Regions from separate parts of the Homo sapiens genome. Here regions 2 and 3 are each linked to region 1. Evidence: chromatin loops called from intact Hi-C (ENCODE). Cell type or tissue: ascending aorta. All regions are shown on one strand.

Evidence for each region. A loop is a pair of places that touch in the nucleus more often than their neighbours do. Peaks named below come from ENCODE experiments on the same cell type or tissue, not always from the same donor. Only the 100,000 strongest peaks of a DNase experiment are listed, where the experiment ranks them.
Region 2: it touches region 1 in a loop (3.0-fold over the local background); 4 of 110 quality-filtered maps call a loop at or near these places.
Region 3: a loop joins it to region 1, with 2.8 times the contacts of the local background. A loop is called at or near these places in 2 of 110 quality-filtered maps.

What each region holds. Positions count from the first base shown.
Region 1 is chr2:106,882,233-106,890,232 of GRCh38, forward strand. ST6GAL2 (ST6 beta-galactoside alpha-2,6-sialyltransferase 2) reads right to left here and starts at 3,935. Exons shown (of 6, transcript NM_001142351.2): 1 at 3,861-3,935. It overlaps LOC124907864 (a long non-coding RNA gene), which reads left to right and starts at 4,301. Exons shown (of 2, transcript XR_007087169.1): 1 at 4,301-4,875. In ascending aorta, CTCF peaks have their summits at 668 and 3,869; DNase peaks (open chromatin) are centred at 3,334, 3,899, 4,989 and 5,339; H3K4me3 peaks cover 6,058 bases; H3K27ac peaks cover 4,926 bases.
Region 2 is chr2:106,992,038-107,000,037 of GRCh38, forward strand. No RefSeq gene overlaps it. Among named protein-coding and RNA genes, the nearest start is that of ST6GAL2, 110 kb to the left of the region's middle. In ascending aorta, no CTCF peak of the experiment used is centred here; a DNase peak (open chromatin) is centred at 3,534; H3K4me3 peaks cover 1,515 bases; H3K27ac peaks cover 1,758 bases.
Region 3 is chr2:107,929,387-107,937,386 of GRCh38, forward strand. No RefSeq gene overlaps it. Among named protein-coding and RNA genes, the nearest start is that of SLC5A7, 53 kb to the right of the region's middle. In ascending aorta, CTCF peaks have their summits at 3,802 (motif pointing left) and 7,588 (motif pointing right); no DNase peak of the experiment used is centred here.

The sequences.
Region 1 (8,000 bases):
TAGTTGGTCTCTGGCCCCACACAATTACAGGAGTTGTCATTCTTGTTTTCCTCTGTTGAGGGGATCTCAGTCTAATAGCATGGGTTTTGGACACCCAGACACAGGTTCAAATCCCAGTTCTGCCAAGGCACTTTACCTTCCTGAGGTTCAGTCTTCTCGCCTGTAAAATGGGCACAATGATACCTCCCAGGATTGTGGCTAAAGTACACTTTGATAATCTGTGCAAAGCAAATGGCAGGATGTAGTACATCATAAGTGCAAATTAGTTACTATTATTATTCTTTGAATTACTACCATCTCCTGAGGCTGCACAGGAATTAGCTTTTAAGTATGCCACAACTTACAATTATCAGTTTTGTGGAATCTCACACCAGAAGACATGTGGGAAAGGATTTAATATAAGCCTTCCTTTTCCAGCCTTGGAAACTGAGCTCTGATAAGGCTGTCTTTCTCCAGTGCTGGTCGCTGCAGAAGCACTGGCCAATAGCTTTCCTTTGCTCTCTAAGAAAGTCCAGTGCAAAACTACAAACCTAGCCTTCACATGCTTCTAGCTTTGTAAAGCCACTGCATGCCTTCAATTTGGACTTCTTCCCTAGACAAGACCACAGAGGGCAGCAGAAGCCAGGATGGCACAGAACAGTTCCGTCCAGATAGAAGTCCTCCGCAGTGGGCAGCATGCCTCTGATGTCATTTCCATACACAGAACAATTCTCCCAACCAACCAGTAGGCCCTGGGTACTGTGGGATAATCAGGAACCTGCAGGTGGCAAAGTGAAGATAATAGTCACAACTGCTGGGACCCTGCTTTCACCAGGGCTAGGACCAATGCTGGAGCTGGACCAGATCACCAACTCCTGCAAAGCCTTAGGACTGCCCAGGTCATACTTCATCCCCTTTAAATGTATTTCACCTGTGGACTAGGTAGATGCCAAGTATTTTGAATTGCAACTGTTCCCCTATCAATTCAATGGGAGGGGTGGGAGGTGGCTGGGACCAAGCAAGGGTAAATTTCAAATTTTGTAAGGGGCATAATAAATCCGTGTTTCTCTAACACTGATATCTTCGCATTGTGTACTTAATAACATTTAGAAAGAAATTTCTCAAAAGTTGGAAGGAGAGCTTTCGGAAAAATGGTAGGTATATTAAACTGAAAATGTGGTAATCCACTAACAGTGGCTGGTCATCTACAGCCCATTCAGTGTTTGGCATTGATATCAAAAATTGGTGTAAGAACATTGAAAATTTCTGTGCAAATATGCATCTGTGTTTCCCTTCCACTTTCCAAAATTAGTATATAATTATATGCAATTGTTACTTTTATAGTCATTTGGGAATTTCATCCCATTTTTTTTAAGGGATGAGATTTCAGATTTCAATGCTTAGAAAATCAAAGCTTAACATACACCTGCCATGAGGGTACTATCTGATTCCCTTAGACATTTATGCATGCTGAATTAAGTACTTAATTTAATTTAAGCAATTAAATTTTAAGATCATATTACAGAAAATCCAGGAAAAGAAAAAACTCAATCAATCAGGAATAACACAATACATTTAAAGAGCAAATGCATTAACAAAGACTGTCCTTATTATCATGCATAAGATATTTTTATTCAAAGTCTCACCCATGAGGTAGCAATCTGCAAACTAATTAAGAGCTTCCCAGAGGACAAATATCTCCAAGTTTTTGGAAAGGAACCTATCATTTATTTACCTAAGAAGGAGTGGCAGAAGCCTAGAAATCAGTTTGTCTTTCAGAAAAGATTTAATCATTTGAGAAATGCTTGGATAAATTCTAAACCTGGAGGGTAAAATTTCAGTCAGTATCAGTATAAGCAATAGACCAGAGCCTCACACACTGAAATCATCTCAGAAAGAAGAGAAACTCGGGGGTGGGGGGGTGGAACCTCCAGAAACAAGCACGTACAGGAATTTTTTCAGCAGTCCCTTCGCTATTTAATCTTTGCTGGCTGGATTGGCCACAACTCCCTAGACTCAACTTATGTCTTCACCCCACAGAGTAAACCTTTTCCCTCTTAATTATCCTCATCAGAAACTCAACACAGATAACTGCCCTCTTCTGCATAATAAATCATTCACATATTTTCAAATGTTAAATTGTCTCAACTTTGAATCCTCTAGTCTAAAAATCCTGAATTTTGTATCCTTGCTTCCTAGATCCTGTGCACCACATAGCAAACTCACCAAATGTTGGTCCTTGCTCTGACCTCACTCTTTCCAGGAGTATCCATCCAAAGCCTCTCTAAACTGTGGAGCTCAGTACTCCATATAAAGCAGTGACTCCTATCACAATCTCTACAAGACATTTAACTCAAAACTCCAGAAGCTTTCACAGCACCAAGCAAAAATGTAAGATGCTACCATTTGTATCTATTGCGGCAAAAATTGGATAGAGTGCCTTTTTAACTTTGCAGTAAAATTCAAGGCACTTCACCTATTATTTTAGACTTTCATCAGTTTTGAGCACAATATCCATTCACCTTTGCCAACAGTTTCTTTTAATGCATTAGTACAAAATTCCTCAAGTGGTATATAAAAATTTTGGTTGTCAGTTCCAGAAAAATAATGGGGGAAGGAGAGTGGGTAAAAACAGGTTCAAGGCCACACATCAGTTTTCCTTTTAAAAAAAGTTTTAACCCTAAATTTGCAGCGCATATATATATATATATATATATATATATACATACACACACACACATATATACATATGTGTATGTATATACATATACATCATATATATATAGCACTTCACTTTATTGGAATTCTTCCTTGGTCATAAATTATATTTCAAGTTGGCAAAAAATGTTGATCAGAATTTCAAAAAAGGGAAGCATCAAAGTAACCAGCATGGGGTTTTTCAAGTGTGCAGAAAGTTCTCTAAATACAAAATGTGCTTCCAGCCCACCAAAGACCCCCCTCACCCAAGCAGGCAGTCCTCGGCGAGGAGGGTCAGCATGCCCCTTTATGGTCAGAACGGCAGTGGTGCAAAAGACAATGATTTCAACCAAATATGGTTTGCCTCTCGCCAAATTTTTCGCATGTCCAATAAAAATAAGTTCACAAAAATCCAGCCAAGCATTACTTTCCCCCCAAAAGTGCTTCTCAGATTACAAAACAGCTTTGAAAGTTCAGCCTGACAAAACAAATATGGTACTAGGAGGAGAGACCTGGAAGGCAATCACAAAAAGTCTCATTTAAATTCCTGGAAAGCACAGCTTCTCCAAACACAGCTATTCAGCTCTTTGGAAGGCAGCACTTGCGGGAGCCATTGAGTTTAACTTCACTCAGTCCCCCAACACAGAACCGGCAAATCCGAATGAGATGGACGTCACACTCCCTACTCAAAAGAATGCATCAAATATCCACTCCGTAACACCGCGGAAAGTAAACCCAAAAGCGGAGTTTGCCGCCTGCCAACTACATAAGAATTAACACTCGGGTATTTAGGATTCTAAAGATCCCTACTACCCCAAACATTATAGCCACAGAGAACCAGAAATGAACAGAACACACTTTAACCTTTAAGAAGTGCAGTTTTGTACGGGGGTTGGCTGAAGAAAGACAAAAATCTTCACTCCCTTCCAGAGCCAAAAGAGCCAAAATAAAAGATCACCTTTACTGAGCCACAGGGGCACAACTGTATCCGCCCGTCCCCAAAGCGCAAGCCGTCCTCCCGTTCGCTTCTCCAGAATTTCCTGCTTTTCCCCAAACCACCTTCAACATTCCCCACACACGGGTCTCGCTCCTAAACACGGAGTGTAACTCCGCGCACAGCAGCGCGGAGGCTGCAGCGCCACCAAGAAAGGCGTCGCCAACCCTTACCCAGTGCCCTCCCTTACCAGCCTTCTTCCCACGCCGCGCCTCGAAGCGCACGACACCGTGGTGCTCGGTGCTCCCCCTGGCAGCGCGGCACTGGAGTCCAAGGCGTGCGTGTCACATTTTATTCCCCGGCAGCCGCTCGGGTGCGCGCGCTACGCGCTCCCACACTCACGCTGGCGCCCGCTAGAGCTGGGACCCTGGCCGGGGTCCCCGACTCACGCCGCGGAACTTGGGGGCTGCAGAAGGCGAGTGCGCGGCGGGAGTCGTCCTGCCGCAGGCTCGAGTCCTCCTCCTGCCACCGTGGGGTCTCGGAGCTGCCCCGCGCTCCCGTCCCAGGCGGCCTGCGGGATCACCTCTCCGGGGCCAGCGCTGCTCCGCGCCGGCGGCAGCTGCAAGCGCGGGCGGCGGGGCACAGCGGGTGGCTCGGCCTCAAAGCCGGCGGGAGGCTACGCTCAGCCCCGCGCTGCACGCCTCATTGTTTCGGGCAGCGCGGCGGCGGCTCCCGCGGCCAGAGGAACCGCGGCCCCGAGCCCCGGGGAGAGGCGGCGGTTCCCGGCCCACGCACCGAGGCTGCGCCGCGCCCCGCCCCCGAGCTCCGCTCGCCCCAGAGCCCCCTCCCTCTCCGCGATCCCTTTCATCCTTCCCGCTCCAGGCTCACCTAGCTGGCGGGAGCCGGGCACTGGGAAGTTGGGCTGCCCCCTCCCCGCGCCCCCGGCCCGGCAGCTCGGCCCGCCGGCGAGCGCAGGCGGGGCGCTCCCTGGCTGCGCGCGGATTTCTGCTTGTCGCGGAGAGTGACTGCAGACTTGGGCTGCGTGGGGCGGTGCGGGGCAGCACGGCTGCCTAAAAAGGCGTGTTTCTCCCCGGCCGCCGCCTCCATCCAGCCCTAGTTCTTCCGAAGGTTACCTGCACAGTACCCGCCTGGCACCGCGCCTGGACACCTCCGGGGCACTCGGGTCCCGGGCGGCGGCAGGAATGCAGGAATGCGCACAGGCTGTGGGCGGCCAGGAGGGAGTCCCGGCGCCTGCCCCGGCGGAAGTGAGTCTTTGTGTACCCTGTCCAACACCTCCCCCCGCCAGCGCGGAAGGCCGGGCTACCTGCGCGCCTGGCAGCGCCTGGCAGCCGGCTGGGTGGGGCGCAGGGGAGCGCAGCATCCTCCCCGGCTCGCTAGCTCCCTTTGTTCATCTCGCTCAACCAGGCTCCGCACTGCCGCCTGGCCCTCGCTCCCAGAGCTTCTCTAAGGATATGGGATGGACTTGGGAGCGGGCCACCTTTCATTTGGGAAGGGTAGCTCGCCAAGTCCGGTGACGGTGCTCCCTGGAGACCCCCACCTGCCCGCCCCTCCACACTGCCGGTCCCCAACCCCAAGAGGGACGGAAAGTTCTTGGGGTAGAAGCCGGCGGGACAAGTGGTTGAAGCAGCCTCCGGAGCCAGTGGGCGGCTGCGAGCTGGGCAGCTGGAGCCTGCGGGCGGGGCCGCGGGGAGGTGCCCATCGAGTGTCGGTCTGGTCGCGTGCGGAATGTCCACTTGTCACCGCGGCCCTTGCGTTTTCTCGAGACGGCGGCAGCTGGTCCTAGGACCCCAAACCGCGCCGCCCTTTGTTTGCTGGTAAATACTCTCCTGTGAACTTCAGCGTGTCTCTCCGCGCGCACTCCTGGCATTGGGTGCCCCACCCCGCTGGTTCTCTCGCGGACCCAAAGAGCTGTTCAGGTGTAGGGGAATCCCAGGTAGATGGATAATATTGCTAAGGTTGGGCCCATCTCAGGGGGACTGGTTAGTCACCCCTCACCCCACCCCACACCCTCAGTCGCTAGAAGGACACACGTTTTGGAGACAGAGATCTGCCATTAAATGTATTATTTAAAAATCCGCAAATACTTTTATTCAAGTAATTTAGACTTTTTTTTTAGGGGGGAAAAAGCAATTAACTGGCTACCCAATTCATTCAGCATTCATTAGTGCCTACCTTAGCCTGGAACTCTGAGCTAGACAGTGGGCGCCCAGAACTCCCTCAAAGAGTTTACAGAAATGTAAAACAGCACGGGAATTAAACTAAAATCGAGTGGGTATAATGCACTGTGTTCAAACAAAAGTGTGGGCCGAAAACGCTTACTCAGTATTTCCCCAATTGTATTAATTATGTCTGACACATGGAATTCTGCGGAACTGCCTGAATGAACAATGTGTTACACAGATATTTTTTAAAAAAAGAAAAATTATGGCCGGGCGCGGTGGCTCACGCCTGTAATCCCAGCACTTTGGGAGGCCGAGGCGGGTGGATCATGAGGTCAGGAGATCGAGACCATCCTGGCTAACAAGGTGAAACCCCGTCTCTACTAAAAATACAAAAAATTAGCCGGGCGCGGTGGCAGGCGCCTGTAGTCCCAGCTACTCGGGAGGCTGAGGCAGGAGAATGGCGTGAACCCGGGAAGCGGAGCTTGCAGTGAGCCGAGATTGCGCCACTGCAGTCCGCAGTCCGGCCTGGGCGACAGAGCGAGACTCCGTCTCAAAAAAAAAAAAAAAAAAAAAAAAAAAAAAAAGAAAAATTATATTTTATAAATGTGAAATACATACAGTGTGGTTAAAAGTGACCAAAACAAAACAGAAACAAACAACCTGATAGAGACCCATAGCTGGTGGGGATAGAGAAAGGAAATACTGCAGAAAGACTCACCTTCTTAATAGTAGAGGGGCGCAGAGGGGGTTGCAAAGTCTGTGGGCTTCTGTTTCTCTTCTGTATAATGGATGTAATAGTACCTACCTTCAGCCTGGCGCGGTGGCTCACACCTGTAATCCCAGTACTTTGGGAGGCCGAGGCGGGCGGATCACGAGGTCAGGAGTTCGAGACCAGCCTGGCCATAATGTTGAAACCTGTCTCTACTAAAAATACAAAAATGAACCGGGCGTGGTGGCAAGCGCCAGTAGTCCCAGCTACTCGAGAGGCTGAGGCAGGAGAATCGCTTGAACCTGGGAGGCGGAGGTTGCAGTGAGCCAAGCTGGTGCCACTGCACTCCAGCCTGGGTGACAGAGAGAGACTCCCTCTCAAAAAAAAAAAAAAAAAAAAAATTATATAGTATCTATCTTCAAGGTTTGTTGTAAGTAGAGAGCATGTGTTAAAAGCATCTCCCCCAGTGCCTGACATGTTATACCTAATAAATTGTAGTAATTAATAAATGACAGTGGCCATTATTAAAACACTTTACCTTGAAACAGAAAAAATTGTACACTTTTTATAGTGTATATATATCTTATACACTTACTATCCTTTCTGCGTAAATACTGCCAAAGTTGATATCTTAAAGAAATTTTAATGAGTTAAATAAAAGTGTCCAAATAACAGTCAACTTTATAGAAGTAGAAAAACTACCATCTTAAGGCAAATATGCAAATTACTGTTGTAAAACTTTAAGTGGATTGAGTTCATTACTTATGATCAAGGTAGTAAATACACAGTCACTAAACCGACTTAAATCTATTGCTTCCCAAAGGAACCACAAAGCCAGTTTATATACAGGAAGCTATATGCTGATGATTGCTTCTGTCAAAGTGTAATGGTAAATAAAATATTTTGGCACCCTTTAGTTTAATTACTCAGAGACACAAGGAGCAGATTATTTAATTATTTTATTGGTCTGTAGATTCATGAGGAATTCCTGAGTACCTCTGGCACTATAATATTATTTTCCTTACAAAATCATCAATAACAACAAAGCACAATAAACTTATTCCTACAGATAGGCAGCATTCAGAAATCCACTTGCTGTTATCCATTTGCTCATAATAATATGAATTTCCTTTCTTTCTTTTTTTAAATTCAGGGTTCCTCAATTCTCCTTTTCTCACCCTGTGTTAACTAACCAGCTGAGCTTTCACAGGGACAATTCCTTCCTGTTTCAGGAACTTGAAGCACATCATGAACAATCAACCAAATCAGGAAGCTCAGTTACTCAGCTGAGAAGCATTCAGGTGGGACAGGGATGAAGAATAAATATCTTCTAACTCCACCATTGGTGAATCTGGGCTATTTTATTTCTCTTACCTATTGTTCATATAAATATATTTTTCTCCCATTCATTATGCCACTCAAATTTCACAATAAAACTATAGATTATTTTACAGATGGGAAAACTCACCGATAGAAACTTTCAGGACCACTTTCTCTA
Region 2 (8,000 bases), 110 kb after region 1:
CAGTTTACGAGATGAAAGCTTTTGAGACTGATGTCAGTGGTGGTTGCTCAACAATATGAGCTTACTCAATGCCACTGAACAGTACTTTAAAAAATTGCTAAAAAGGTAAATTTTTAAAAAGTAGCTTTGAGGATTATTCAGAGTTTTAGAAAAAGAATGGGCTTTTCAGTTAGTGGATCTAGATTTGACCTTGATTCTCATCGACTTTGACTTTGACTGGGGCCCCTTCTTGCATAGGCCACTTCCAAGGTATTGAGAGAAGCTCTAGCAACATGTTAACTGAGATACATATTTTTCAAATTTTGCAAAAACAAGCTGTTTCATCTCAGTTAATAAGGCCATTTTATCTTTCCACTTGACTTTCCCTGTCTTATACGTTTTCTCACTTCAAATGCCATTGAAAGGGCAGCCAGCAATTTTGGGATATAGCTAAGAAGTTGAGTGAGGGATGTATTTAATTTAGTTTTAGAAGGGTAGGTTTATGTGGTTTTGTATATTGGTCAGCTATTGCTAGCCCAGTATAGGATTGACTTTGAGGAATGTTCCCTGGGCTAACTCATCTCACCAGGTATAGTAACAAAGGGATTTGGGGCTAGACGTCCTGTGGCAAAAAAATCCTATGGTGCCTGGCATGGAACATATCTGAGTGGAGCCAGAAGCACCAACCATTTACAATTCAAAGAGAATCTAAGATGAGTCACTGAGTAAGACTTGAAAAGCTCTGAAATCTTGCAGATCATATTAAAAAGAAACTTGATGAAAATCTTCCCAAATTTGACAATAATCGTAAAAACTTACATGACATTACAAAATAGAGTTGTGAAGGTAAAAGAAACTTTCTTTCTTTTCTGATCAATTTTGGGATGTAGCTAAAAGAAGTTGAGTGAGGAATGTATTTAATTTAGTTTTAGAGGGGTATGTTTATGTGCTTTTATATATTGCTTTTTATTTTTATTTATATGCTTTTATATATTGCTAGCCCAGTATGGGATTGACTTCAAGGAATGTTCCCTGGGGTAACTCACCTCATCAAGTATAAGCTGAGAAAAATATGTAGAATTATATTTCTATTCTTTTCATAGAAAATATTATAAAACCATGGTGATAGAAAAGATCAAGGAATATACACGTAAACATTTTGGGGAAATGTATTACAAAAGTTGATAGTTAACTCATGAAAACATGTTATTTTACTGGGTTTTAGGATCTATTGGTTTGCTTTTAAAAGTTGTAATTTCAGAGAGGAATAATAGACATTAGAGACTCAAAAAGCAGGGAGGCTGGATGAGGCTTGAGGATTGAAAAACTTACCTATTGGGTACAATGTTTGCTGTTCCGGTGATGGGTACCCTGAAAGCACAGACTTCACCAGTAGGCAATATGTGCATATAACAAAACTGCATTTGTATCTTTGAATCTATAAAAATAAAAAAATGAAGTGGTAGTTTTTTTCTCATTTTAAGTATATGTGCAGTTTCATATCTACTTTTATATTTATGATTTTGTACTCCAAGAAGTGCCAAAAATTGTAAAAAATACTTCAGACTTCATGAAACCTGAATTGAATCTAGTTTGGGACTTAGGGTAATTTTGCTCTGAATTTATTTTCTGCGGGTTTGAAAATGGGTAATTATACTATTAAAAAGAGCTATTATGAGCATAAAATTAGGTGGTATGTGTGAGTTTCTGGTACATAGCAGGGTTTCCATAAATGCTTATTTTCTTTTCTCTCACATGAACTCTGAGGGTATAAATTTATGATCTTCACATTGGCTTTGATATTTTTTCTACCTGATTATACATGTTTTATCTCCCTGAATCCATCCTGAGTTCATTACCTTACCACCTGGCTCCTGCCTGTGGCCTCTTCCTCCTCGAATCCATCTTTGTCTGTTGCCATGGTGATTTTTTAGAAAGTCAGACCAGATCTGAGTTAAAAATCTGACCTGCTTAAAAAACTTTAATGACTCCCTCTGACCAGAGATAAAGTTGAAATGCCTCACTGTAGAATTTAAGGTTTGCAATTTAAGGTTTTGACTCAGCTGGGGAGCAGAGGAGGCTTCCCAGGGTACAGGGTTCTGGGAGTTGTCCAGGCTGGCGGTGGGCTGGGCCAGGGAAGAGGGTGCCCCCCGCTGCTACAAGTGCACAGAGCCCCTTCAGCAGCTACAAGTAGTTGGCTCTGGCTGGTGTATGAATCTAACATGGAGAAGTGGCAAATGTGTGGCTGGAAGACACTGCCAAGGGGCCTTCCGTGATTGGCCTTGACTAGCTTGCTAAGGAATGTGGTGTTCATCTTGAAGACCAGGAAGGGCGGTGAAAAAACTTAAAAGTCTGTCTTTCCTTTTCCTGACCTTCCAAGTCTTGCCTCTATCTGTGATGGTTGAACTTGTATGTCAGCTTTGTTGGATCATAGTACCTAGATAGTTGGTCAAACAGTATTCTAGATGTTTCTGTGAAGGTGATTATGGGAGCAGTGGGGAGGATTACCACTTAAATTAGTAGACTTTGAGTACAGCAGATGACCCTCCCTGAAGTAGTGGGCCTCAACCAATTAGTTGAAGGTCTTAAGTTGAAGGTCTTAGACTGAGGTCTCCTGAGCAAGAAGGATTTCTGCCAGAACACTGCATTTGGACAGGAACTGATGGTTTTCCCTGAGTCTCCAGCCTACCCTGCAGATTTTGGACTTGCCCGTCCCCATGATAGAGTAAGCCAGTTCCTTACAATACATCGCTCTCTTTCTCTCTCAGTGCACACACATATGCACATACACACATTCAATTGGTTCTGTTTCTCCGCAGAACCCTGACTAATATATTATCCTCTGGTCCAATTCAAGTATCGTACTGTTTGTAGAATCCTCTAGCTCCAAGTTAGTCATTCTCTACCAAGCTACCCCTGCAACATTTTCTGCGTAATATCGTTCAAGACTCAGCACATGATTCATGTTTATTTACATCTGTATCTCCCTCAACATTGTGAGCAACCTGGGGACTAGGTCTCATCCATCAGCGAAGATCCTGTGACTAACCATAGCTGGTACAGAAAAGGATGCTTGATAAATATTAATTGAATGAATAAAAAATAGAATCAGTGAAGGACAGTGTGTAGCTGTACTTTCCACAGAGTTTGTGATGAAGGGCACTAATAGGCGATCAATGAATATCCATGATACCCATGTTGATACCATAGGCAACTATGAGCCACGTTACTATGAGCCAGACAGGATTCCAGGCTCTAAAAATACCATAGAACCTGAAAGAGCTCACACACATTTATTTTTATTAACTTAAGGGGCTCTGCTGAAGATTTCTGGAACCAACCTGTCTCAAGTTAATTCCTCCACCATATAACCACCACAGCTAACCTCTAGTTCTTTTAAGAACCAAGACAATGCAGGGCTTGTCCCCCGGCAGGAGAAGGAGAGCACTGGTCAAGGAGTCAGTGGTACAGGGCTGTTCTGGGTGCCTGGAAGGCCACTGTGGCAGCTTCAGGCTCTCACACCCCTCCCGAGCTCCCTGCAACACTTCAACTCCCATCCAAGAAACGCCGAGTTTCCTGGGAACTGTATTCAATGTGATGTGTGTTGAAATGGCCATGTAGGCTAATGGAAACCCTAGCAGTCCTTGGGGAAAGGCTTAGGGAAATATAATAGGCTGTGAGAAAACAGGGTCATAAATCACACATTTTTCACACTGTACGGCTGAGAGAGATGACTAAAGCGTGTTTGTAATTTATTTTCCCCTTTTGAAAAAAAGGTATTTCTGGCAGGGTGAACACAAGATCTCTAAAAATAAGTTACTCGCTGATTTGTCACTGCAGATATGGGCACATCAACATCCACAGGAAATTCGAGTCTCCTGGGGTGATGGCTTTACATGGAATACAACAGAAGTCAGAACAAAGACAAATCGCTCTGCATTGGGCTTTCCAGCTGAGCAGATCCAGAAAGAGACAATGTCAGAAGAAAGTAATTTCAGGTTTCCAGTTCTTATGCCTTCTTAAAGGTGTTCTGTGTGTCCAGGGCCGACTGTGGCCCCTGTGTCTGTGGGTGGGAGCCTCCCCTCCAGCCTTCCACATCATTTCTCTCCTTGACTTCCTTCACCTGTCCTTTATCACATTGCTTCCTACCCAGGGCGATCTTTTGATGCCATTAGCTGATTGGAGATTAATAGGAGAGAGGAGGATCCCACAGGACAAACAAACAAACCAATCCTGCCTTTTTGAAAGCCTGGTTGTCAGAAGCTTCCTCCGGCAGGTGGCTGCAGGTCATAAAACCGACTGGAAGCATTTCCACTTTGTAAAGCCGACCACAAAAGGCAAACGTGGAATCAGGATTCACGTTACATGGCGATCCTGCACATGCCCCTCCACTCCTGATGAATTGCTCAGGAAGTAGGTGAGAACTGGAAACACACAGAAAATGGAGCTATTAAGCTATTTGGGCCACTGATGAGATGCTGCTGGCTGGCTTAACCTCTTCAGTGCCTGCCTAGTTCTGCTGCAGCTGTTGGCACAGTTACCAGCCCTGAGAAATATAGGGCACTTATTTTTGGAAACATGCTCTATATCCGAAAGCACTCATGATGATGAGATTCAGCCAGACGGCAGAAACACAGTCACCTGCTCCTGCAAAACATCAGTGTGCACAGCCGTGGTTCTGGGCGCCATTAATTATTATTCAACCAGGCTGCATTTCCCTTGCCTCCCCCAAGCCTCAAAAAGAATCTAGATTTGGCTCAAGGAATTTTGAAAAATGCTTAAGATGAAATTTTTACTTATTTTAATGGAAGGAAAACATAACCAAGATGAAGCAGCTTTATGGATAGCACTGCCTTCTCCTTGGATCAGGTGTTCCCCAACATGCACTCCTCTGCCCCCAATCTGGGCTTCTGAGACCTGTCTTGCCACTGGAAGGTCCTTCCTTTGGCCACATCAAGGGAGCCAGCCTGCTGGCCTTGTTTTCCTCTTCTGTGGTTCTAAACAGAGGAGAGCCATCACCCTGCTCTGATGTCCATAGTCTATAGGGCATTTTTAGTTTGGGTTCTTCCTATGCTCTAAGAGGAAGAGACTGAGACTCTCTTAAAGTCCATACTTTTGCCATGTGTTAAAGGGTCACCACAATACTGACCCTGAAGAATTTTTTCGTGATTGAGACAATGTCTTAAAAGTGGCCTATACATATGGGTGCCTCACTGAAGAACAGAGGAGGGGAATTAATCCAGCTTGGAGCTGAGAAGTTAATATATTCCATTACCTCAAAAGCTTATGGCTTGAAATACAGATACCCCGGGAAGCTAGGTTTTGTTGCACTGTAGCGTCAATAAACAAAACAAATATTCACTGAGTCATACTGTACATAGGCATTGTACCTGCCAAGCCACTCTCGCCTTCACAGAGCTCACAGTTTAGCAGGGGAGATGGGACTCAGGAACAGAGGGAGATCAGAGCTGTGATGGTACTGGTCTCATGGTAGGTGTGGGGACCTGGGAAGGACAGCTTTCCACTGTGGGGACTGCACCATGGAAAGCTGTGGGAGGGAGGAGAGCTTTGGAACTCTGCAGAGAGGTGATGAGGTCTTTTAAAGAGGGAGGTGACATCGCCCCTTTTGTGGAATGTTTTACAAGGGTGACTGTGCCTGCTGTGCAGGAAGCAGTTGGAGAGAAGATGGTAAGACTCGAGATGGAGAAGGCTGTTGAAATCACTGAACACCTGAAGCACTGTCCACGGGCCAGAGGAGATGGGCACATATGTGGAAGGACCCCACTGAGCTCGGCCACCTGGGTGAGGAAGCGGAGGATTCTAAGTTGGCCCCAGGTGCCAGATTTGGCCTTGAGGAGGGTGAAAGCACATTTGCTGAGAAGGGGACAGATTTAGCTGTGGAGTTTGAGATGCTCATGGGCTGCAGGACTGCATACTGCAAGTCCGTAGTTAAGAATGCAGAGTTAGAGTCTGAAAATGGAAGGGATCTAGATATTGCAGTGTGGGGACAGTAATTATACAAATGATACCTAGATTCAGTTGTGAGAAAGGGTGAGGACCAGGGTGGAATTGTTTAGAGTATGGATTCTCGGGAGGTGGAGGGCAGAAGGAGCATCAGTGAGGTGCTAGTCTGAGTCGGGGTGGAGGATGATAAAAAAGCACTTCAGATGTGACAAAAGGACACGTGTGGCAGCTGGATACTGAAGCAAATTCAACTCTGCCTTTGCCTAGAGCCAATCCCAATCAAGAATATCAAATAGACAGTGCACCCTTCCCCCCTTAGTTTTTAATCCATTCCCAGTGAAATCTAATCCAATTGTATACAAATTCTAATCCAGACTCCAAGGATGGCCAAGCTCTTCTGTACTGTCACAAAGTTTTTGTCCTACTCTAACTCTGAGCACCAGGGACTTGTTACTGGACCCCTCAGCCTGGGGCTCAAGCCATTTGTTTCCACAAAGCAACTCTCTTAATCTTCTCAACGATGCTCTGAGCTGGGCACTAAAGTTCCCTTCTTTTATAGATGAGGAAAGTGAGGAGCAGAGGAATTCAGCAATTTGTCCAAAGTTAGACAACCAGTAAATATGGAGAGGGGAATCCTAGTTTTGCTATTTTCCTTAGCAGCTATGTGATCTGGAGTAAGTCTCAGATTTACATCTTTTTATCTTAAAAAAAAAAAAGTGGTGAGAAGAATTATCTGCCCCAACCGATTCCCTTTCTCAGGATCATCTGAGATACAGTTTTGTACGATGCAACTTGTTCTGCATTTGCCAAACTGTAAAGTCCAAAACCTGCCACTACTGTGTTACCACCCTCCTTTTTCTGGAATGGCCTCCTTCATTAGGACTGAGTGGGAGAAAACATGTTTCCTACAAGGCTAGATTGTCAACCCTGGCTGCACAGCATACTCATCTGAGGAGTCTTAGAGTGCCAGGCAGCATCACAGACCAACATATCACTGTCTCTGGTCTTTGGGTTTAGCTCAGCATTTTTGAAAGCTCCCGGATGATTCTAGTACAGGTAGCATTTAGAACCACTCATCCTATCTGAAGATAGAACTTGTCCCTGTCTGTTACCAGTGCTGTCTTTACTTACTCACAGCTAAAGAGCTCAAAGCCTTTAGGAAGTGTTGAACTCCATGGTAGAGTCAAGTCCTCCATGGCTCCCAAGATCCCCACTCTCCAACCTCCAACAGTGTGTACCTCCAGTATTTTCCCCTCCCCTGAGTATGGGGGCAGCCGCTGAATATCACAGGTGTCCCTCCTTCGATTAGATTACTTATATGGCAAAAGTGACAGGATTCTGCAGATGTGATTAAGGTCCCCAATCAATTGATTCTGAGTTAATTAAAAGAGAGATGATCCTGAGTAGACCTGTCCTAATCAGGTTCTTTAAAATACTGTCTCTCCTCCTGGCCTTGAAGCTGATATGCATTCTGTGGAAGTGAGAAACAAATTTGACGAACAATGCCTTTGGGAGCAAACCCTAAACATCAGATGAGACCTCAGCTCTAGCTGTCACCTTGATTGTAGCCTTACAAGACCCTGATCGGAGGGCCTTGCTAAGCTGTTCCTAGACTGTTAACACCTGGTGATAGAGACAGGAGGCAGGGAGATTTTAGGCAGACAGGGGCAGGTCCACAGCGAAACCCCACCTTCAAGCCAAAGTAGTCTGAAACCTGCAGCCAGAAGTGAGAACTTCTATTCCTGTTTGCATGCTCTCTCCCGATTGGTTCTTTCCGAATAATGTCTTTTTATCAATCGAATGTTGCCGTTTCCAAAACTAACTACAGCCTGCCCCACCCCCATCCTATGCCTATAAAGACCCCAGACTCAGTTGGTAGGGGAGAGAGTTGGCCAGACTTTGGAGAAGAGAGACGGCTCGATGTCAGGGAAGAGACAGCTGGACTTCGGGGAGAAGATGACCTGACTTCTGGGAAGACCACTTGCCCTTCCTGTCCCCTCTTCACCTCCCCTTTCCACTGACAGCCATTTCCATCACTCAATAAAATTCTCTGCTTT
Region 3 (8,000 bases), 1.0 Mb after region 1:
AATAATCTCAGAAAACAGATAAGCAAAATGGATCTTTAAGACCTCTTTCAACTGTAATTTCATCAACATGTAAATTTTTATTAAATCTAAGATACAGTAAAAAGAGTCTAGTTTTAATAATTAGTTTAATTGGTTTCAAATTGTTTGTATGTTTGGCATAAAATTTTCAACTCAACAAATGGAAGGAAGCTAGATATAGCTTAGCATCCAGAGAACATTAGCTTTATCTTAGCTTTTTCTGCATTATCAATGACAAACATTTTTGAACATCAACTATACGTATATGAAGCACTGATCTAGGCATAGCAAGGATTAAGATAATAATACATCTGCATTCTAGGAATTCACATGCCAGCAGAGGAGACAAGCAGATGCAAAGCCATCTCAATAAGAGCAGAATGTGGGCTGAGTGTGGAACTAGTTTGGTAAAATTTTAAAATGGAAATTTTGTACTCATTTTACATTTTGCCCCAATAACAAATAGGTAATTTTAGATATAGAAGTGAGGAAAAAGTAAGAATACATGGGCTACCTGTAAATCTGCATATCATCCTTGAGATGAGAAAGCTTCAAAAGGCAATGGCATTTGCAGGGGCCGAAGTGCACCAGACTCAAAACCTGGACCTGAATTTGTGATTCGTGTCCCACTCTGCCACTTTCTACCCTGTGTAAGCTTAGCAAGGAAATTTAATCTCTCCAAGTCCCTGCTTCCTCATCTGTAAAATGTGGCTAGTGATTCCTACCTCAAAGCTATGCTAAAGATGAAATGAGATAATGCATTTTGAAACTGTCTTACAAATGTAAAGCTTTATATAAATGTTAGTTACACATACACATGAAGGGAGTCATAAAAAGAAGAATGTTGTTAAATATTGAATAACCTAAATACATCTGCAGAGAATATGTATCCTACGTGTAATGTAAATACTCTCAGGAATAAAATATTCATTAGTTTAATAAAAGCAATGAAATCTATGCCCTAGTATTCCTCCTCATTAGTAACCCCAGAAATGATACATGACTTTTGATTTGATATGATTCCATATAGGAGATAGTATGTTTAATCATCTACATTTTAAATTTCAGTTTTAGATTATTAGGATGGGGGAAAGGGTTTTTTTTTCAAATATGTTTCACATTTTTATAAACCTAGACATAGCCAATAAAACTACAAAGCTTCTAGCAAAGAAAACACATTTTCCGCTATGAGATCATAAAAATAAAATATTGATTACACTGGGTAGTATTTTAAATTAACTCACAGTGCTAGATTTAATCACATTTTATGATTATATGAATTACTGTTTCTCTTTGCTTGCTTTTTTTTTTCTCACTAAAGACTACACGTTTTAAAGTTTCTATCTATCATTTCTGCACAGAAGCCACAATTAGTTTACTTGTATTTTAAGTGAACTCCACCTCCTGTGCCTAAGAAAGATAACAGTATATCAAACCAATAAGCCACAGTGGTAGAGTCAACAGAAAATTCAAACCAGAATGGGTCAAACATGAAGGGATACATGGAGGACAGTTGTGTGGATCTGGCTATGGGTTCTGATTTATAATAATGGCTTACTCATTTCTGCAATGTACTAAATAGGCTTATGGCTTTTCATGGTTGAAATGAAAGGATTTGTTACATATTACTTGGAAAATGTAAAACATCTAGAAAGAGTATTAGGAATGCATACATTTGCTTTCTAGATCATAAAACCAACATAAATAATTTAGGCCAGACTGGAAAACTGTAACTCACTGTTCCCTAGCAAGGCCCATTGCTTATCCATATTTGATGGAACGTACATATTTAATGAAAGAGGAACAGTATTCCATTGCACACTGAAATGAAATGCTGGTTGTTCTGTAATTAAAGGGAAAGGAGAAAACACCAGGTTTGCTTTTCACAATTCAGCTTCCAGGTGGTGACTCTTGCCTGAGGGAGAGGCCTGCCATTTTCTCCTGCCTCAGTTCTTTCCATTTCCTCTTAAAGCTGAGAGGCAGAGGGCAGGAACCGTGTTCGCTTGCTCACAGTCTTTCTTTAAACAGAACTCTCTGCAGATATTTAAAGCCCATTCCAGATGTGTTTGCCTCACTACCCCAGGGAGATTAAAGAAGAGGCCCAGAGGACTTTTTAATCTATGGGCCAGTTTTGTATACTTTCGTAGAAGGCTTTGGCCTATATCTGAGACAGAACTGGGCAAGGCTTTGCAGTGCCGGGATGTGAAAGGAAAGAAGAGCACATTTCATCCAGACTACTCATTTCTGTATTCGCATAGAGAGAGACACACTGAGATCATGCATTTTGCCTGAGTTTGAACACAGAGAGAAGAGATGCACAGGGAGAAGCCTGAGAAACAAAGCAAAGAACAAGGAACATTGCTTTGTGGCTTGCTCATGCTCAGAATTTAACTGTCCAACATGTAGCCCTCTGGGTAAAAATGCCTATGTAGCCAGAAAGATCCCACAAACCTACAAAACCCCTAAAAAGTCATATGTCAAGGCTTGATGAATCATTTATACCTTGACATGTATTAACATAAGGCTGCTTGCTGTGTTTTAGGAGAAATGAGCTACAGAACAGATGAGTCTTTCTGGGAAAACTTACACAGATCCAGGGCAAGGAATAATACTCCAAAAAGAACAATCAGTGATCACAGTATATATTGGCTGGTATCCCAGTACTTACAGATCCGTACTGGGGACACAGGCCCTAGGAATGTGGGGTGGAAGGAGCTCTGATTGAAGGGGTCACAGAGTAAAACTTTAGAACCAACTCAATATACGTTTATTTCATACATAATGGCCTTCCTGTTACAATGCAGGCTATCAAATCAATATGTCTAAATGATTCAAGAGTAATGCAGACTGGAATATTGGATTGCAGAGGGCAAACCTAGAGCTATTAGGATGAGAGAGAGAGAGAGAGAGAGGGAGAGATATTTCTCTCTGTGGGTACCTAGGAGAGGAAAAGAAAGGAGATACATTGAAGAGAAATATCACCTTCTCAGAATCTTGCCTAAAGTCAACCATGTCACTACATTCAGAGTAAGTACAGTCATTGCTATTTATTTGTTTATTTTTTGAGAAACAGAGCCACCCTACCATTTTCAGATTCCTTTTCAGAGAGACAGAGGTGTAGGGACTGTTGAATGGGCAGGCTCATGGGCAGGCTCAGCGAAATAACAGAAGGGAACTCAAATCTCAGGCACAACTCTGTGGCCAGAAGCATTAAGATCTCTTTCTTTTTAAAATATAAAGATTGAGTCATCCACTCCCTAAAAGGGATAAGGGGGAGGATTTGGCTATGTAATTGGCACATTGCCACATTAGCTCATATGGTAGATGAACAGAACTATATGCTTTGATTCCTAGCAATGTTCATGGCTTAATGCCAACTTCAAAACTTTAAAAATGCTATTCTACTGTCCATAAGAGGAAATTTGGGAGACCAGTAAGGAATTGATTTTCTCGGGATATTTCCAGTGAAAACTCAGTTGAAAGGAGACGAGAAGAAACAAAATAATTATTTGTGAATGTCTTTAATTGACACAAAAACAGAAGACATCAAATTCAATCAGCAATCAACTCCTAGCCAATGAATGCATTTACTAAATTATCCGTAATACATTTATCCTCAAGATGAGGGCCTGGAAAAACAAGCATTCTAATTTGCTTCACCATTAGATTTGACATTTGGGCTCAAAGTTGTCTTTTAAAAGGTACAGAATACTAACCTACACAGATATTGAGTTTTCTGTGTAATTTCTGTCTTAGTTTCTTTGAAGCCTTTTCCTCTGCCTCCCTCTACTGATTCAAATGCAGCAAAGCAGAAGAAACCCAAGTAACTGGTTTGGCTAAAAGTTTAAATTGGAAGAAGAAAAAATACAGGGAACTCCAGGCTCCTCACGCTAAATGGCAAGGTAACTTGCTCGTCAGTCCTATATTTCTCTTAGTTTGGGCATTATCTTTATCTTCTGTTTTGTGCATTTTTTTTTTAGAATACCAATAATGAGATCTTTAGAAGTAGTGTAGAATAAATTGGGAATATCCAGTCAAGATACTACAGTAGAGCAACTATGATCAGCACTGGTCAAGCTTTTCGGAGACAGAGCTGGCTCTTCAGAACTGGGTGGTTTTTCCTAGGAATGCAGGAAACGTGATGCCTATGCCCCTCTAAAAGATCAAGGGAACGCAGAGAAGAGACGACACAATGTCAGGAAATCGTGGCCCCTGCTTTCTGCCAAGCTCCTCAAGATAAGGACAAATCTTACAGGAACAGAAGAAGCTGAACTACATGCCAATCACATTCAACAAGTTCCTATCAAATGTCTGAGCTACAAGTTGACAGAAAGGAAAAATGGAACACAAAAGCACTTGCATTATGCACTCATATTACATGTGAAGTGTGTGAGTGAGAGGACGGGTGAAAATGTCCACTTTAAATGACACTAGGAAGGCTTCACTAAAGACATGTTTACAAGCTCTCAATTATAAGCACCTTAAAAGGATGGGTTTCCCAGCACAGAATCAGAGATTACAGTGGCATCATGGAGATAAGGGTGGAGGTCTACAGCAAAACAAGACGGAAAAGCTTGCTAGGGGTAGAGATGTTGATAGCATCAAATAATATTTCAGTGTTATTTAATTACAGTTATCATGTGCCATGGCTTTACACATTAACTTTGTTTATAAACTGTGATAGTCTTCAAATTATTCAAGGGCATTCCGTGTTATACGTCCTGCCATACTGTCATTGAGAAACACCATGATTCTGATTTTTAGTACACTTTCACATTTACTTACGCACCATTTATCTGTCATATATATTGTACAGAGGCTTTCCTAAGCCTTCAGAAACAAATTAAAAGTGACCTTTACTACCAAGACATTCAGTCTAGCAGAGAAGTCACAAATATATTTCATTAATAGCAATACTATGTAATAAGATAGAAGATAAAAAGTAAACACAGTGGATATGAAAACACACAGAAGAGAAAACACAGGTGGAGAGGGAACAGCGGGGAAAAACACAGGGAGTTTCCCTAGATGAGGGACACATGAGCTACCCATCTGCCATAAGGTGCCCAGGAAAGACCTGAAGACATGAGTGAGACTTTATAGACTAGTCTCCAAGTCAGCCTCCAAGAATGGCAATAATTATAAGTTCAATAGTTCTGAATCTCACAGGATGCTAAGATCAGTATCTTCCATTGTTTCTGCATTCCTTTATCAAGTAAAATCTCATTGAGTGCTTACATGGAGCACTTTTTTTTTTTTAACTCTTTTAGGTCTCTTGAACACAGCAGGAAAACTGGAGAGTCAAGGTTATTACCCTCCAGGAGCTTCCAGCTGGGAGACAGGGAACAAACTAGTGGCTTACTGACCAGGGAGTTTGGCTTACAATAAGCCCTAGAAAATAGGGTGACATGTTAAAAGGTGAAAGGGACAGGGTGAGGGGAGCATGCAGAAGCTGGTCACAGACAGCTTCTTTGAGGCACTGATACGTGAGTTCAGAACTGAACATGAAGAAGGAGCAGGCAAGTAAAAAGTTGAGGTGGGACGGGAGGCATCCCCTGCAAAAGGTATGGCCAGGACAAGCACTGAGCCTGAAGGAGAGAAGGAAGGTCAGTGGGTGGAATGCATGGATTGTGGGGAGGTGCATCAGGAGAGATTGGAAAAGTAAGCAGGGCCAGAGGGGGATAAGGAGTTTGGGGTGTATTTTAAGTGCAGTGGAAGTGATTGAAGGAAGTTAATAAGTAGGAGACGACAAAGCCTGATTTACCTCTGAAGACAGCCACACTGGCTGGTGATAAGTGGAGAATGGACAGTCGGAGGAGAGGGCAAGAGTGAAAGCAGAGACCGGATCTGAGGCCGCTCGGGAGCTCCGGCTAAAGACAATGGTGGCTTAGACTAGAGAGATGACAGAGATGGAGAAAGTGAGGTCACAGAAGAGCAATATGGTGCAGATATGAGAGACAGAATGATTTTCAGTTGATTCCTGGGTATTTGGGAGATAACCTGGAGGGATAGTGGTATCTTTTACTGACCTTTGGTATTTTTTTTGAAAATTGATTCAAAAGGGATGATTAGAGAGTTAAAGTTTGACAGGAGGAAGGTGGGCAGCTTCTTATAGGCCAATGTGGTAACACAAGGAAATGTGTCTGTACAGGACCGGAGAGAGACCAGCAAATTCACAAAATTCTATGGGACCCACCCTCTGACAGCACTGTTTGTTCCCAGAGCATGGGATGGGCCTCCTTCTGCTCTCCCTGAGTCTGAGCTTGCGGTCTTCTTGGTGGCTTATGAAGGGAACACGCTGCTCCACCTGTTTCTAAGTGGGGCTGAGCAAAGGGGAAACAGTTCTTTAAAAGAGAGGGCTGGCCGGGCGCGGTGTGTCATGCTTGTAATCCCAGCACTTTGGGAGGCCAAGGCGGGCTGATCACGAGGTCCAGGAGATCGAGACCATCCTGGCTAACATGGTGAAATCCCATCTCTACTAAAAGAAAAAAAAAAAGAAAATTAGCTGAGCGTGGTGGTGCGTGCCTGTCATCCCAGCTACTCGGGAGGCTGAGGCAGGAGAATCTCTTGAACCCGAGATGCAGAGGTTTCGGTGAGTCGAGATCGCACCACTGCACTCCAGCCTGGTGACAGAGCGAGACTCCGTCCAAAAAAAAAAAAGTTGGGGGGGAGCTTACGCTTTTCATTAAATGTATACTTAAAATTTTAAAAATAGAAAACGATGGGCCAGGTGCGGTGGCTCATGCCCGTAATCCCAGCACTTTTGGAGGCCGAGGCGGGAGGATCATGAGGTCAGGAGATCCAGACCACGGTGAAACCCCGTCTCTATTAAAAATACAAAAAATTAGCCAGGCGTGGTGGCAGGCGCCTGTAGTCCCAGATACTCGGGAAGCTGAGGCAGGAAGATTGGCGTGAACCCGGGAGGTGGAGCTTGCGGTGAGCCGAGATCGCACCACTGCACTCCAGCCTGGGCGACAGAGCGAGACTCCGTCTCAAAAAAATAAATAAATAAATAAATAAAATAAAATAAAAAACTATGGATTTACAATCTTTTAAAACCTAGAGATCTGCTAGGCCTTCTAACTCATTTTTTTATAAATGAGAAAATACAGACCAAGAGACAATAAGTGATTTGCTAAATTCATACTGTGTTGCTGTTACTAAGAGAGCTTGTGGCCTTATCTGACAGTTGATGCTGAAGTATTTTCTTCATACCTCTGAGTCTCTCAAGTCAATTTCAAGTAGTGCTCAAGACTTTGCTAATCTACAAAGCCAGATCACATGATTTGAGACAGAATGGGAAAAACCTTCTTTTCCTTTATACACCCAACGATGCCAACCTGGGGTAGTTGTTTGTGATGGCCTTGCTTTCATTAAAAATAGACTATACAAAAGCTAAGCAATAAAATTTAAAATAAATATAATAAAATTATGTCAAGATTTAAACTTATCTTCACATAATTAAGTGGAACCACCCAGGACCTTTGATTTAGTAAACAGTAGTAAAATATTTTATCTTTCCCAAATCTTAACCTGTTTTCATTAATTATGTGGGTTCACCAGCAGAGGGCGACGTGATACCTTTTTTCTTTTTTGCCCCCTCCCCCAACAAACAATTTAAAACAAGTGGCTAGAAAATCAGAATCCCCTTGATTACATCCTATTGATAATTCACTATTCATAGGAGCAATTAGGGATTCTCTTAATGTCAGCAGAGTATACTTGTTCATTCTTTGGGGTAAGGATATGAGACTGGGTGATCTGGAGGACTTGCTGAGAGCTGGTAGGAATTTGAAGCTGTTTCCATGAATGTTTCTGCTGTGTGAGTTAACGAACTCGAGCTAGCATGGCAAGGTCATGTTATTTAATGTGAAAATTCTTACAAATAATGTTTCACAATTAACATTAAAAAGCTTGTTTTTGAAAAGGATCTGATTTTTGTTTCACAGACTAAAACTGGGAGTTTCATCTTCAATCAAGCT